Linked DNA regions of Homo sapiens: region 1 is linked to region 2. Evidence: chromatin loops called from intact Hi-C (ENCODE). Cell type or tissue: ascending aorta. All regions are shown on one strand. Each heading gives the region's core, and the rest is flanking DNA. Links, peaks and the distances in the headings are about the cores only. Region 1 overlaps MAP2K4 (mitogen-activated protein kinase kinase 4). Region 2 holds the start of MAP2K4 (mitogen-activated protein kinase kinase 4).

Region 1 (8,344 bases), core at 21-8,020, 96 kb after region 2:
TTTTGATATTCAGTTTTTAAGCACTGGCATTCAGAAAATTGTTTTCCTTTCTCATTTTCAATAGAAGAAAACCATTGTTTTTTCTGTGTTTTATAAATATGAAGATGTTAAGAGAAAAATCAATCCCCATCTATATCTTACAGATTAATGTTTGTGAAATGACTTTTGCTGTTACATTTACACAATTATAGTTATTAAAGCTACATGTTTAAAACATGAATAATTATTGTATGTGATAAATGAAGATGTTTTACTTCTTATATATCTGAATTTAAGGACTTGACCACTTATGTTGTCTAAGGTTTTTCAATATTTTTGCTTAAAGTGAAGCCTTATGTAACTTAGGAAGAAGCTAATTGTATACTGAATGATATCTATGTCTTGCAGATATCAAACCTTCCAATATTCTTCTGGACAGAAGTGGAAATATTAAGCTCTGTGACTTCGGCATCAGTGGACAGCTTGTGGACTCTATTGCCAAGACAAGAGATGCTGGCTGTAGGCCATACATGGCAGTAAGTGTTAAGTCCAGGCCTTCTTGCTTGATAGTCATTGCACAGAGAGCCTGTGCTCTTTTGTGCTGGCCATTAGTCATACGGTTTTACCATGAAACTGCTAGAATATTTCCCTTACCCTAAGGCCCAAGCTCAGGTCCTAGCCTCTCCATGAAACTTTGCTAAATTATCCCAGTCAGCTCCTGTTTTCATTGTCTTGCTTTATTTCTCTTACTTGGTATTTAGCAGTTGTGGTCTTCTCTGATTATTGTTTTTTCATTATATTGAACTCAACTCATTAAACAGATGGTAACTTCTCAGAAAGTTCCCACCGTCCCTTAGTGAGACAAATGGGAAGCCTTGAGTTCATTAGCAGAATTCACTATGTATTACAGAGTCTGAAGCTGCATATTTTGAATATTGTTAGTCCTTTTTTTTAGGGGTAGATGAAGCACACCAACAAATGCAAAGGTAGAGGCCTTCAGTATTTTGCAACCTGGAGCCTCTTTTCCTGCAAAGAGACAGATGTACACTATCCATCCATAGATATCAAACTCATCTTACCCCAGTATATTTGCATACAGTGTTCCTACAGCCTGGATTTTGATCTGTATTTGAATGAAAATGTAGTGTCTGTATTTCAGACATTTCCCTAGGTGTTAATGTCTTTCTTCAATGTTGCCATGGTTCTTTGGGGACCAGCACACTACTAAATGTGACACATAAGGTTTTGTGGTTGTTTCTTGAGGCCTCCCTGCCAGCAGCATTTCTTTCCATCTTTGTAGACTGTTTTAAACTAAAGATAAGCTTAGAATTGAATAAAATTGTTCTTTCTTGGTTTCCTCCTTGATATATATGTTTTCAAACCTAGTGCTATAAATAATAAAAAAGTAAGAGTCACAGGCTAGATATTATAGGTGTTCTAGATTATTTATGAATGGATAGGCTTAGTGCTACTACAAATTCAACTTACTGCATTTTTCAATCCTCTTTTGGTTTTGTTATATCTTCCCATATCACTTTTTCTTCAGATGAACATGTAAAAGCGGTGTGTGTGTGTGTGTGTGTGTGTGTGTGTAGACACCTAACCTGTGTGGTAAGACCTTTTAAACTTTTGGTTTTGTGGATGTTGACTGGCTGGGCAGATTTCTTGACTCAGTTTGGAAGATCATTTGTTTATCGTGATAACTAGGGATAAATGGCACAATAGTTTCAAAGGCAAGAAATAAAAAAAATTAGACATGGAGTATTTGGGAAATGTGATTTACATATTTATTAAGGATACCCCGAGAATGAACTGAAATTGTTATTTACAGTTTTAGGGCTTGTCTCGATACTAACAGTGACTAAATGTTTTTGTTGTGTGACACTGACTAAGAATTATATTTGATTGAAGCAGGCTTTGAAAATGCAATTGCAGCCCAGATAAAGTAGAATATTTTGAATTCAGCTTTCTAAGAAAGACTCAGACTTTCTTTAAAACAGACTTTCGTCATTCTTGTGCAGAGATATGCTTTGCAGGCCCAGGAGATGTAAGACTTCTGTTTTCTTGCTGACCTTCATCTGTGGAACACAAAGGCTGATAAACTCTTGGCCTCTAATCTTTACTGGACCAGATGAAATTCTTCTGTCCATTCTCATCTTTCAAAGCCTGTTATAGATAGACAAGAACTCAATCAATGTTAATTTTAAAAGGCTTCAAGTGGTTTGACTTTTCTTCAAATATTGACAAAACCTATTGGAGGTATATCATTTTATTTGAGATTTATAGTTGTCTTTAGTCTACAGGACTTAGGATTACTCATTAGATTGTGCAACATAAAAAAGTAAATAAAATGTAGAGTTTACACATAAATTTTCCTGTAAACCGATTTCTTGTAAACATTTTCCCAACTCCATACCCTCATGTAGGTACACAGTCTTATGTTGCTTAACCGTGGGAATATGTTCTGAGAAGTGTGTTGTTAGGCAATTTTGTTGTGCAAAATCATAAGTGTACTTACACAAACCTAGATGGTATAGCCTACTACACACATAGGCTATATGGTACAGCCTGTTGCTTCTAGACTACAAGCCTATACAGCATGTTACTGTACTAAATACTGTAGGTAATTATATCACAACAGCAACTATTTGTGTGTCTAAATATAGAAAAGGTACGGTCAAAATATGGTATAAAGGAGGTAGAGGTGACGGGCCGGAGAAAGATGGAAGACTACCAGGCTGCGGAGGAGACTGCTTTTGTTGTTGATGAAGTGAGCAAATTGTAAAAGAGGCTATAGAAAGCACAATTGGTGGTTAACGCTTATTAACACAGCAAAGTGAACCAGTGGAACACAAATGTAGTAGAACAAACTTCAAGCCAACTCACCAAGCTGGGAAAACCACTTAAATACATTGTGACCTGTGTAATTATGCAAAAGAATGGAGCTGGATTACACATGGCAAGTTCCTGCTTCTGGGACAGCTCTGCTGACAGGAGCTGCACTGTGCGATGGGAGAATAAAACCATGTACTGCATCGTCGGCACCTTTGGACTGTGTATTGGACCTCCTAGTCCAGCCTGTGACCTTCCTCCGGTAGTTCATCTTCTAACACCAGCTATGAATTGAGTGAACTCTTTTCTCGTTCTTTTTAAGTCTGTTTTGTGGCACTCTAAAAATGCAGAGAAAAAAACCAAATGACCGCACTGTTACATGAACTGTGCACTGAAGTCAGATGAGTATCCCTGTAGGTCGCCTGCAGCCTGCATTGCCACTTGTAACTCTGAATATTTCTTTTCAAAGGTGCTAAAATCTGAAATCTGCTGGTGTGAAACTTGCTATACTGTCTGAAATGATTCAAATACACTAATTTTCCATACTTTATACTTTTGTTAGAATAAATTATTCAAATCTAAAAAAATATGGTATAAAAAATAAAGAATGGTTCACTGGTATAAGGCACTAATCATGAATGGAGCTTACAGGACTAGAAGTTGTTCTGGATGAGTCAGTGAGTGAGTGGTAAGTGAATTTGCAGGCCTAGGATGCTACTGTAGACTTTATAAACACTGTACACTTAGGCTACATGACATTTATAAAAATTTTTTTCTTCAGTAATAAATTAACCTGAGTGTACTGTAACTTTTTTACTTTATACACTTTTTAATTAAAAAAAATTTTTTTTACTTTTTTGTATTAACACTTAGCTTAAAACACAAACACACTGTACAGCCGTACAAAAATATTTTCTTTCTTTGTATCTTTATTCCGTAAGGCTATTCTGTTTACTTGTTTATTCTTTTTAAACTTTTTTGTTAAAAACTAAGACATCATTCTAGGCCTATACATGGGCGCGATCAATCACTGTCTTCTACATCCACATCTTGCCCCACTGGAAGGTCCTCAGGGGCAGTAACACGCAGGGAGCTGTCATCTCCTATGATATCAATGCCTTCTTTGTAATACCTCCTGAAAGACCTGCCAGAAGCTGTTGATAACTTTTTTTTAAATAAGTAGAAGGACATCAAGTATAGTGTACTGTACATAATTGTATGTGCTATACTTTTAAATGACTGGCAGTGCAATAGGTTTGTTTAAAACAGCATCACCACGAGCGCGAGTAATGTGTCACTCTACGTTATGAGGGCTATGGTGTCATTAGGAGATAGGAATTTTTCAGCTCCATTATAACCTTATGGGACAACCTTTGTATATGTGGTCTGTCGTTCACCAAAATGTTGTTTTGCAGCACGAGACAATTTCTGTATGTGGGTATGGATGTGCCAAACCACCTGAAAGTTAGTTGCAGATATCATGCATTTTATTCTAAACACTTCAGTGCATATCTCCCAAGAAAAAGACCATTCTTCTACATAACCACGATATCATTACCACACCTAAAAAAAACAAACAAGAATGTCATCTTTGAGCATCCCCATTCCAAAAATGCAAAGCCCGAAATGCTCCCAAATATGAAACGTTACCAACACTAGTGTGACCCAAGTGGAAAATTCACCTGACCTTATGCGATGGGTCACATTCAAAATGCAGGTGCACCACATCTTGTTGATTCAGTGTTCCCAAGGTAAAAAAAAAAAGACCCTTGTGGCCCCCTTTAGCTGCAATATATCTTTTCCACACATGCCCAGATTTTCCCCACATAAGCATGCCTACAAAGGGTAATAAAATGGCATGTATGCAGGCAAGATGTGCTAATGACAGGTTCCACACTATACCTCACATGGGGCCAAGACCTACCTGCATTACTCACTGTATTTTTTTTTGTTTTTTTTGCTCATTTTTTGCTCAGTAGCTTAAAGTTAATGTTGAAAATGTCAAAGAGGCCTGCAGATACCCCTAGAGAGACAGCAGTTTGTTAAAGGGGATAAAGGGGAAGTGTTTATGTTTATAGCACAGAAAGTCAAGCTGTTAGAGAAACTGGACAATGGTGTAAATGTGAAATGTCTTACAGAAAAGTGTGGTGTTCGTATGAGCACCATATATGACCTGAAGAAACAGAAGGAGAAACTGCTGAAGTTCTGTGCTGAAAGTGATGAACAAAAGTTACTGAAAAATAGAAAAACACCACATAATAGCTAAAAATGAAGATCTTGGTAATGTATTAAAAGAGTGGATCTGTCAGACTCACAGTGAACACATGCCATTTGATGGTATGCTCATCATGAAATGAACATCTATCATGAAGAACTGAAAATTGAAGGGAACTGTGAAGATTCAACAGACTGGTTATAGAAATTTAAGAAAAAACATAGCATTAACTTTTTAAAGATTTATGGTGATAAAGCATCTGCTGATCATGAAGCAGTGGAGAAATTCATTGATGAATTCGCCAGGGTTATTGATGATGAAAATTCAACATCAGAACAGGTATAATGCTGATGAAACATCACTGTTTTGGCATGATTACCCCAGAAAGACACTACAGCTGATGAGACAGCCCCTGCAAGATTTAAGGATGCCAAGAGCAGAAAAACTGTGACGGGATGTATTAATGCAGTAGGCCCGTATAGGTATAAATCTATAGGAGGCAAAAGCTTGCATCCTTCCTGTTTTCAAGAAGTGAATGTCTTACCAGTCCATTATTATACTAATCAAAAGGCCTGGATCACTCGGGATACCTTTTCTGATTGGTTTCATAAACATTTTGTACCAGTGCCTTATGCTTATTGCAGGGAAGCTGGACTGAAAGAAGAGTGAAAGATTTTGTTATCCATTGATAACTGTTCTGCTTATGCTGCAACCGAAATTCTCATAAAAAATAATGTTTATGCCATGTACTTTCACCCAAATGCGACTTCATTAATTCAGCCATGTGACCAGGATATCCTTAGATCAGTGAAGGGTAAATATAAAAACACTGTCTTGAACATCATGCTAGCAGCAGTGAACAGAGGTGTGGGTGTGGAAGGTTTTCAGAAGGCGTTTAGCATGAAGGATGTCATACATGCTGTTGCCAGCACTTGGCCAACAGTGACTAAGACACAGTCATGCCTGCTTGGCATAACCTCTGGCCTGTGACTATTCAGTGATGATGATGATGATGAACAAGGTAGTGACTTGGATGGATTCCATATGTTAAAGTGAGAAAAAAATGATATCTGACCTCCTTTTATATGCAAAAAATACATCTTTAGAGTCTGTCAGTAAACGGAAAGAAGGGGATATTAAAGAAGTTTTTATTATCAAATTAATGAAGCTTCAGTTTTTCATTTATTGACTAATGATGAAATAGCTGAAATGGTTCTGAATCAAGGTAAATGTGATATTTAGTGATAATGAGGATGATGTTAACAACGAGGAAGAAATGCCCATAGACAAAGTGCACATTCTGCATATCAAAAGAAACTATCAACAGAGTAAACAGATAATCTGCAGAATGGGAGAAAATATTTACAAATAACTATGTGTCTCACAAAGTTCTAATATTCAGCATCTATAAGGAACTTAAATTTATAAGAAAGAAAACAACCTCATTAAAAAGTGGGTAAGGACGTGAACAGACACTTTTCAAAAGAAGACATGCATGCATCCAACAAGCATATGAAAAACACAATGTCACTGATTATTGGAGAAATGCAAATCAAAACCACAATGAGATACATCTCACACCAGTCAGAATGGCTGTTAAAAAATGTCAAAACAACAGATGCTGGTGAGGTTATGGAGAAAAGGGAATACTTATATACTGTTGGTGGAAATGTAAATTAATTCAACCATTGTGGAAAGCAGTGTGGTGATTCCTCAAAAAGCTAAAAACAGAATTGTCATTCAACCCAGCAGTTCCATTACTGGAAATGGGTATATACCAAAAGGAATAGAAGTCATTCTGTCATAAAGACACATACACACATATGTTCATTGCAGCACTATTCACAATAGCAAAGACATGTAATCAACCTAAATGTCCATCAGTGGAAGACTGGATAAAGAAAATGTGGTACATATACACTGTGGAATACTCTACAGCCATAAAAAAGAATGAGAGCATGTCCTTTGTGGGAACATGGATGGAGCTGTAGGCCATCCATTAATATCTAAGGATACTTACTTAGCAAACTAATGCAGGAACAGAAAATCAAATACCACATGTTCTCTTAAGTGGGAGCTAAATGATGAGAACACATGGACACAAAGAGCAACAAAACAGACACTGGGGCCTACTTGAGTGTGGGAGGTGGGAGAGGATCAGAAAAAATAACTATTGGGTACTAGGCTTAGTAACTGGGTGACCAAATGGTCTGTACAACAGACCTCTGTGGCATGAGTTTACCTATATAACAAACCTGCATGTGTAATCCTGGGCCTAAAGTAAAAGTTTAAAAAAAATAAAAATTAGGCCGGGCGCGGTGGCACATGCCTGTAATCCCAGCACTTTGGGAGGCCAAGGTAGGCGGATCACTTGAAGCCAGGAATTCAAGACCAGCCTGGCCAACATGTGAAACCCCATCACTACTAAAAATACAAAAATTAGCCAGGCACAGTGGCACATGCCTGTAATCCCAGCTAGTCAGGAGGCTGAGGCATGAGAATTGCTTGAACCCAGGAGGCAGAAGTTGCAGTGAGCTGAGGTTGTGCCACTACACTTCAGCCTGGGCAACAGAGCAAGATTCTGTCTCAAAAAACATATATATAAATAAAAAGGAAAAAAACTAAAAAAAGTTTTAAAGAAAATGGAAACAAGCTCCCTCATTCCCCCCCCCATAAAAAAGAAAAAATGCTCTTGATGAAAATGTGTAATGGACTCATTAAAGGATTAGAGCAGTATGCATTCATAACACAAGAAGAAATCATGTCAGTTTATAAAACTGAAGAGAGACTCCTAAGACAAAAACCATTGTTAATGAGGCAGTTGACTAGGGAGGAAACATTTTACAAAGCCATCTAGCAGAATGCCTCCTCATTACTAGAGGACCCACTTCTGGCCCCTCAAATGCTTCTGATGTTTCTTCTCACCTAAAAAAATAAAATACAGTGTACAATAGCCTTTTAATCAAAACACAGCATCGTAGTTGGAGGTTGAAAGCTTGTAGCTGTTTGTTGTAGCTGCTGTTTAACAGTTGATGCAGGTATTCTGGCGATGCTACTGTGCTGCTTAGTTCCCCAGAACTCATTGTTTTTCACTGTATTGATACGTCATATTTTTTACTGTTAAGTATTTGTGTGAACAAGTGTAAGACAATGATTGCCTATTAATAGCATGTAAATTCCGAGTCCGGAATGATGGTGATGCCCAGCAACCACAGATTGTCTACCTGGGTGGCTGAGATAGTGACACTTTTGCTTTTTGGTGCTTCAGTGTACACAAACTTTGTTTCATGCACAAATTTATTTAAAATATAATATAAA
Region 2 (8,309 bases), core at 1-8,000:
ACCAGAGGCCAGGAGTTCAAGACAAGCCTGGGCAACATGGTGAAACCCCATCTCTACTAAAATTACAAAAAATTAGCTGGGCATGGTGATGTGCGCCTGTAGTGCCATCTGCTTGGGAGGCTAAGCCATGAGAATAACGTGAACCTGGAGGTAGGGGTTGTAGTGAGCTGAGATCATGCCACTGTACTCCAGCCTGGGCAACAGAGCAAGACTCTGTCTCAAAAAAAAAAATTAGTAACATCTTCTTTTATCTGAACCAGATGAAACTTTGGTTCTTTAATGGCATGAACTGGTCAAAGTTTCTCACAGGCCCTGTATTTCCAATTAAATTCAGTGCTCGAATGACATCCAGAAACCTGCACAGCTTGCAGCTCTCTGCCTGAAGAGGCAACATCCGTCACTGGGTGGCCTGGTCCTGAGCCCTTGGCAATTTGAGGGTGGGCGTTTTGCTCAAAGACAATTGCTAAGGCTATATGGAATATCTGGTGACTGTTCCATCCAAATAGAGGTGTCTGACCTTGTTTCTTTCCCAGAGGCTGAAATTGGGGTCCTAAGGTGAAATCCAGTTGTAAATTACTTTTTCTTTATTTGGAATGTGAAATGAAAAATGTATTCTTGAGGCTGGGTGCAGTGGCTCACCCTTGTAATCCCAGCATTTTGGGAGGCTGAGGCAGGCAGATCACCTAAGGTCGGGAGTTCGAGACCAGCCTGAACAATATGGTGAAACCCCGTCTCTACTAAAAGTAAAAAATTAACCAGGTGTGGTGGCACATGCCTGTAATCCCAGCTACTCGGGAGGCTGAGGCAGGAGAATCACTTGTGCCCAGGAAGCGGAGGTTGCAGTGAGCCGAGATCGCGCCATTGCACTCCAGCCTGGGCAACAAGAGCGAAACACCATCTCAAAAAAAAAAAAAAATGTATTTTTAGTCTAACCATTGACATATGTATCATAAAAAACAAGCAAGCTAGATTTCTCAACAAAGGTTCTCTAAGCAAGGAATACACAGACGTTACTCTTTCTCTGCAGCCTCTTTCAGGATGGGGGACTTTGATATTGCCATACATTCCTCTTAGAAATCATCTTAATTTGTTATTTTCATCTACTCTAGTGGGAAGATAAAATCACTACATGGCAGAGCCAGGAGTTTCAGGCCCATTTGGGGATTTCCTCAAGGATATCTTATAAATGTAAATTTGCTGGTTATTCATATGTATTGCTTAATTGCCTTCCCGTCTCCCCAGTGATTATGCCAGCTACCACCATTATTACTAAAAAGGTTAACTTTTTTTAAGCAATTCATTTTTCTGAACTGTGTATTAGTTTGCTAAGGGATGTCATAGCAAAAGAACCAATAAACAACATAAATGTATTTTCTCACAGTTATGGAGGCTGGAAGTCCAAGGTGTAGGCAGAGTTGGTGTCTTTTGAGGACACACTCTGTGGCTTGTAGATGATCATCTTCTCCTAGCTCTGTGTGTCTGCATCCTAATCTCTTTATAAAGACACCAGTCCTATTGGATTAGGGCCCACTCGTATGACCTCATTTTACTTTAAAGACCCTATTTCCAAATATAGTCCCATTCTGAGATGCTGGGGGTTAGGACTCCAACATGTAAATTTGGTGAGGGAGCAGAATACAATTTAGTCCATAAGAAATCATAAAACACAAATATGTAAGAGAAATGTGAGCATAAGAAAAAGTTAAAAAGCTCATACATAGCTTCCTCAGTTGGAACAAATCAAAGTGCTTTCTTGTTTTTGCCATATGCACATCTAATTATTGGCTCTTACTAGTTTACAATACCAACAGCAATGCAAGTATATGTCAGTTTTATCACAAACTCAGAATTAGGTATTCTTAAAAATAAGATTAGTTATATTTTTATTGTATTTCTCTTTTAATTCAGTTTCCCAATTTCCCTTAATGAATTTGCTAGGTTGAAGGTTTTCCTATATATATATAAATATAACTATATATATACATATTTTTTTTAATAGATGGAGTCTTGCTCTGTCACCCAGGCTGGAGTGCAGTGGCACAATCTCGGCTCACTGCAACCTCTGCCTCCCAGGTTCAAGCGATTCTCCTGCCTCAGCCTCCCTAGTAGCTGGGATTATAGGTACCTGCCACCACACCGGCTAATTTTTGTTTTTTTCTGTATTTTTAGTAGAGACAGGGTTTCACCACGTTGGCCAGGCTGGTCACTAACTCCTGACCTCACGTAATCCACCCGCCTTGGCCTCCCAAAGTGCTGGGATTACAGGTGTGAGCCAACATCCCCAGCCTTCTTTAATATATGTTATTTATAATATTGGATGTGTGTGTGTGTGTGTGTGTGTGTGTGTGTGTGTGTGTGTGTTTAAATTAATTTTCTAGTAGTTGCCTAATCTGTAGTGCTGCTTCTAGGATTTCTATTAAAAGAATATATATTAAATTCTTATTAAAGGCCAGTTATGATGGCTCATAATTAAGATGCCCTAGGAGCAACAAGAGCTGGGTGGGCTACTGATTTCCAGATGGGAATCTGGCCATGTTTATAAGACCTGGACTTGAAGATATTGGGCAGCCAACGAGGCCCATGGAGGAGAATTCTGGCGGGCTCTCCACTGAAGTACACCTACCTGCTCTCACCTTCAATTTGCCTTTAATGCCTCTCCACTTGATGTTTACGGCTAGCCACTTTTAGGATCTGAGCCATCAAGATGATGGATGAAATTGGGTTTGGAACAAGAAGGCAGGGCTATTTTGACCCAGGACACATTTCCAACATGCTGTGAAGAACTCTCAGCATCAAATAACATCTGGGTGGAAGAAGTTTTGGGAAAGAAGTCTAGCTGTAGATCACACAATGCTTCTAAATGGGAGAAAATGTCCAGCTCCATGGCTTAGATTCTTTGGGAAGTAGGATAACTGGCTATTCCATTTTAGGCAAGGCTGCCTGGCCAGAAACCCATGTCTTACCATTTCGAGTACATTATGGTTGGCTTACAAATCGTAGCCTCATAGAGAACTTTTTCTTCTTTTAGCTACTGTCTTCCTAAAATAAAAGTCTCTGTGCAAAGCAATGGAAGAAACCTCATATTGTTTTTTGGGGTTGTCATTTTATGTAACTTACAATAATGACTACGGCTCGTCTTATACAAGATGTAAAGGATTTGGGAGAGGGAATCCAGTGTGCATTTAGGGGAAGATGGTGATGTAGATAGCATATTTCAGGAGGCTGGGAAGTGTCGAGTGCTTAAATATATGCTTCTCAAATTTAATGGGCATACAAATTACCTGGTGGTATTATTAAAATGTAACCTCTAATTCAGTAGTTTTGGGATGGGTCCATGGACAGCACTTTGGTTAGTTCCCCTTGGGACTCCCCTTTCCCCTCAGAGAAGTGTAGAGGGTTGGGGTATTGGGCTTAAGAGGAGTTCCAGACTGTAACCATAGCTCTAGGTAACTCCCTTCTGGAAGTGATGTGTTAGCGACTGGAGGAGAAAGGGATCCCTGGGATCCTTTTCAGCTTTACTATTCTGATTTGGGGTTCTGAGATTCCAACAAAGTGGACTTTTGGGAGTCACAGACCTCCATGGGAATGATGAAAGCTGCGTACCTTCTTTCCGCACAAATGCAGGCCCACCTTTAATTCTGCAAACCACTTTAGGCCCCGCGGGCCCGCAGCCCTGGTCCAAGACAGCTGTCTGCTTCACAGGTCGCGCACCCAGAGCCGGGCGGTTCTGCAGCTCAGCATCTGGCCCGGGCTGCGCGTCGGGCTCTGGCGGGGGCGTGTCAGGAGGCGTGTCCGGGGCGTGTCGGAGGCGGGGCCAAGGCGGGGGTAAGCCTCGCCCCTCGGCCGTGCGAGAGGCCGAGCTTGCTGCATTGCAGCCGCCGCGGCGCCGCTCGGCTCTTCACTCCCAACAATGGCGGCTCCGAGCCCGAGCGGCGGCGGCGGCTCCGGGGGCGGCAGCGGCAGCGGCACCCCCGGCCCCGTAGGGTCCCCGGCGCCAGGCCACCCGGCCGTCAGCAGCATGCAGGGTAAGGAACGCGGCCGCGCCGAGATCCCAGCCCCCTAGCGCGGCAACCCGCGTCGTCGCGGCCTGCCCCAGCGGACGCCCCCGGACCCGGCTGAGGAAGCCACGGCAGCCGCCGGCTTCTCCCTCTCTCCCTCCCCGGCTTCCCGCCCCGCTCCCGGCCGCCTCCGGCCCGGCTTGGATCCGGGCTCCGGCCCGCATAGGCCCCGGCCGCGGCCTCTGCCTGCGCTTGGCCCCTGGGCCCTACCGGGCTCTCAGCAGGCCCGCAGGGCCCACCTGGTCCGGGACCGCCCCCGCGGCCGTCCCCATCGCCCCCGCCGCTTACCTGGCGCCCGCCCGGCCCCCGTTTCCGGGAACGCGCCGGCTCGGGGCTGCGGCGGAGCGGGAGGGGCGTCGGGCCTGCCCCCTGGTCCCTGACGCCGCTCAGGTAGGCGGCGAAGACAGCGGCCCCGGCCGGCGCCCCTCGGCCCCGCCGCCGCAGTGGGCCCCGCTCAGGGCCATCTTGGCTGTCGCCGGGCACAGCTGGAGCCGGACCACCGAGCTGACCTCGGGCTACGGGGGCCTCTTGGAACCTGCGTTTTCAAACTTTTGCAGGGTTTCTGTGCGCTGGAAGGGATGGGGGTGGGGGGCGGGTTGCCCAGGCCTGTGCCACCTGTAAGGTAGGTAGGCTGCATTGGCCTGGGAGAGGCATTTTGTTCCAGGCCAGGGATTTCTGTGTTAGCATTGCGTGCAGGAAGAAAAAAAAAAAAAAAAAAAAAGAAGACTTAATTTGGTTTAAATGGAGAGATACAGGAAATAGACAGGGGTCAAAGTGATACTGTAGTGTCTGGACATTTGAGGCAGCTCTGCTAATTAATGACTTTCCCCACTGGGAATGCTTATTAGCTGTGTATGGCTTTTGACAGGGGGTGTTGTGAAAATACCAGGCCAGGCCCGAGCCTGTTAGGGACCATTTCCTTAAATTTACTGGGGAATTTTGAGTAGTAATGCTATTTTTAAAACAGGGAATCTCAGAACTCTCTTGACAACTTTAGCAAACTGCTTGTGTTGAATTATTAACAGAATAAGGGTTGGGGTACCCTTGGTAGTCAGTGTGACCATGGTTACTTTTTGATTCCATTCCTCTTAAAGGGCTTCTAGCATTTAGTTAGGTTCAACAGACATTTATTGAATAGTTCATGTTTATAGAGCATGCCATAATTCAGAAAGAAGAGACAGGATTTTATTTATCTTTACATCCCTGTCACCCTCCCCATGAAATAATTTTAATATACATAAAAACCAGTGATAGATATATAGACAGGATGATGTCAGAGCTTAGAGGACACTTTCTGTGCAGGCCCTCAGATAATTCATTCAAATTGAATTAGTTATTGGATGCCCACTGTGTTGCACAGCACATTATACTGATGAAGTATAAGATTGACTTCCTGACTGTACAGCTTTACAATTTAGGTGGTGGTGGTTGGGGCGAAATGAAATGGCAAAATGACAATTTAGGATTGTATTTCTTGTTCCAGATGGGTGACTTACAAAGCTTATAAAAACAAGGTGATTTGTTTGTTTGTTTTATTGGTGGGGAGGCTGACAGTTTGAAATAGCTGGATACAGTGTGTTTTTTTGGTTCAAAAAATATTTATTGAGCATCTGCATAAAACGCTCATGCTGAGTTTATAGAGAATTGAACATCTCTAACTGTCCTCATGGAGGTTATCCCCCTGTGAAGATGGGGGAGGGAAGGCTATTTAGCTAAACATGAAAAATTACTAGTTGGAAAAGTAATAAAGGTAACAAGCTGGGTTTTGTGATAGAAGATAATAGAGGGCAGTCCGCTTGATAAGATGGTCAGAGAAGGCTTGTCTGGAAAGCTAACCCTCTTTTACCTGAAGACGGTTCTAGGCAGAGGAACTGTGTGTATGAAGGTTCCAAAGCAGGGAAGAGCTTGGAGTGTTCTAGGAACTCCTAAGGCAGTGGTTAGGACTTTTTCTGATGCTGTCCGTTCTCCTCAGCCCTTGTATGTTGATACCCAGTTAACTAAACTTTCTAATAAGCAGAACCCATTTTAGAAGGAAAAAGGACCTAAGACCTCTCTATGAATTATTGCCGAATTTTCTTTTTTATCAATATTGTGTCTAGTCTTGATTGATTCAGGAATGTGTTATATCTTGTTCTTGAAACTTTTTTCATTAGTCAGAATGAAGTGCTTGATATTCTCAGGATGTTGTCTAGAACAGTCTGTTATAAAGCTTGAACTTAAGCAGCAATTTAGGATCCTTCTTTTTGGTTTGTTTTGTTCTGTATCTTAATTGTGAGGCCCTTGAAGAGGAAATCTTATAAGAACCCAAAAAGAAAGATTCCCATCCAATTGTATGGGAGTCACACCTCCCATACTGTACTTCATCTGCCAAGGGTCTTCTTTTGCTTTAGATCAGACTTCACAGAGTGGGCCTTAGAAGATGTTTGATGTACTTCCATTCCTTCTCCCCCAATCTAATTATACTTGCCACTCAAAAAACTTCCTTTCTGGGAGTTGTTAATGACCATGCTCTCTGAAACAGCAGGATTCAGTTGTGGAACATAAGGAATGTTTCATGCAGTAGACATTGGACATCCTCTTATGTGGTAAGCACTGTGGTGGGCACTGGATAACCTTGAATACTTTTTCATGGCTTCATGTTTATGGCCCAAGAGTGGTCCAGGCTGGCCAATATTGCTTTCTTAATATACTGCTTAAGAACCAGAGCTCTGGAGTTCTGGGTTTGAATCTCTTGGCCAGGATTCAGATATGCGTTTTGTGACCAGGGGCAATGAACTTGGCCTTTCGAAGCCTCAGTTTCTCACTTGGAAAGTGGGAATAACGCTTACCTCCCCGGTGGCTTTGAGAATGCATGTAAGCCTGGGACCTGACATGTAGTAAGGATGCAATACACATTAGCCATCATTGTTAGTAGCGACAATATTGTTATGGTCTCATTAATGGTCCCTTTTACTATTGGTAAATGAGTCCCTAACCTCTCATTATTTACCACACAATTTCTTTAGTTCATATTACTAGGTCCCACTGTTCTCTCTAACCTGTTGATTTCCCCACTTTTCATTATTGAGCAGTCCTTTCAGAGTATCCTAGATGAGATTTTATTCTACTTCAAACTCCGGATCTGTTTTTTTCTGGATCTGAGGACTCTCAAATGAATTACAATGTGAACGATATGAAACAGAAGTCTAGCTATCAATTTGCTCTACTCATTTTTTTCATAGGGGATGGGTAGATGGTTGGAATGGGATTTATAGTGAATTTGATTATAAGAGTAATCAACAGACGTAGCTTTGGTTGCATGTTTATGCTAACAGTTATGGCTTCTAATCTGGCCATTTTTGCCACTGTCCCTCAGATAATAGGGAATAGCTGCTAATTTTGTTATTACTCAAAAGATTTGAGTGTCTTCACTCATTCTGACTCATTTTTTTTTCATGTTCATTCACAAACACACCCAACCTTTATACGTTGAGTAGTTCTTAGGCTTTGGTTCTTTGATGACTAAAGCTAACAAAATGTAGATCTGTTTGCCAAGTTAGGTAAGTGGTTTTATGAAAGTATATTTGGCATTAGGATGAGTTTGCATTTGAGAGAGGAAACAATACTCAAATTAACTACTCTGAGAAATGTTTTTATTCTTAATGTTTCATCAATAATTTGTTAATGTAGATAGATTTAATAGGAAAATTTCTTGCATATTAGGGCCTCATTCTGTGGAAAAGTATTATTCTTTAGTCCAAGAAATTTTAGCCAACCTAAAGTACGGAATTGACTTGTAGCATTCAAGAACCTTCCTAGCCATGGCTAGGGCTTTCCCTTGTGGCAAATCTAAAGCCTCGTGACTTTAGCTGGGTTAGTGTGAATCCTGTAAAGAGAAGATCCCGTTATACCAGGTAATTAATCTTAGATATGTATAGCAAATAGTACTAGATAGTATGGTTGGCATGTTAGAGAATAGCATATTCTGATTAATAGAGCTTGCCAGTTGAGAATTCAACAGCTTCTATAATGAAATTGCATAGGCAGGATGATTCCTTTTCCAGTAGTAGCTGTAGCAGCTAGCGTTCCCATAGCATGTAGTAATGTTTAAGAAACAAAAGGATGTTGAAGTGTAAAGAGCACTGGACTTAGACTCAGAAAACCATGGTTAAGGTAACTGCTCTGCTGTTTACAAACACTGAGATTTTAGGGAAATTCCCTAACTTTTCTCAACTCTCTGTTCAGAAATTTCTCATCTGTTAAAATAGGGAT

Evidence for each region. A loop is a pair of places that touch in the nucleus more often than their neighbours do. Peaks named below come from ENCODE experiments on the same cell type or tissue, not always from the same donor. Only the 100,000 strongest peaks of a DNase experiment are listed, where the experiment ranks them.
Region 1: it touches region 2 in a loop (2.7-fold over the local background); 8 of 110 quality-filtered maps call a loop at or near these places.

What each region holds. Positions count from the first base shown.
Region 1 is chr17:12,112,846-12,121,189 of GRCh38, forward strand. It overlaps MAP2K4 (mitogen-activated protein kinase kinase 4), which reads left to right. Exons shown (of 11, transcript NM_003010.4): 7 at 388-515. It also overlaps the pseudogene LOC103156999. Among named protein-coding and RNA genes, the nearest start is that of MIR744, 35 kb to the left of the region's middle. In ascending aorta, for the core only: no CTCF peak of the experiment used is centred there; no DNase peak of the experiment used is centred there.
Region 2 is chr17:12,016,977-12,025,285 of GRCh38, forward strand. It overlaps MAP2K4 (mitogen-activated protein kinase kinase 4), which reads left to right and starts at 3,901. Exons shown (of 11, transcript NM_003010.4): 1 at 3,901-4,025. The coding sequence starts at 3,911. It also overlaps a transcript of ZNF18 not described here. RefSeq lists an enhancer at 3,701-4,201 and a silencer at 3,738-4,617. In ascending aorta, for the core only: no CTCF peak of the experiment used is centred there; DNase peaks (open chromatin) are centred at 3,785 and 4,389; H3K4me3 peaks cover 2,539 bases; H3K27ac peaks cover 1,270 bases.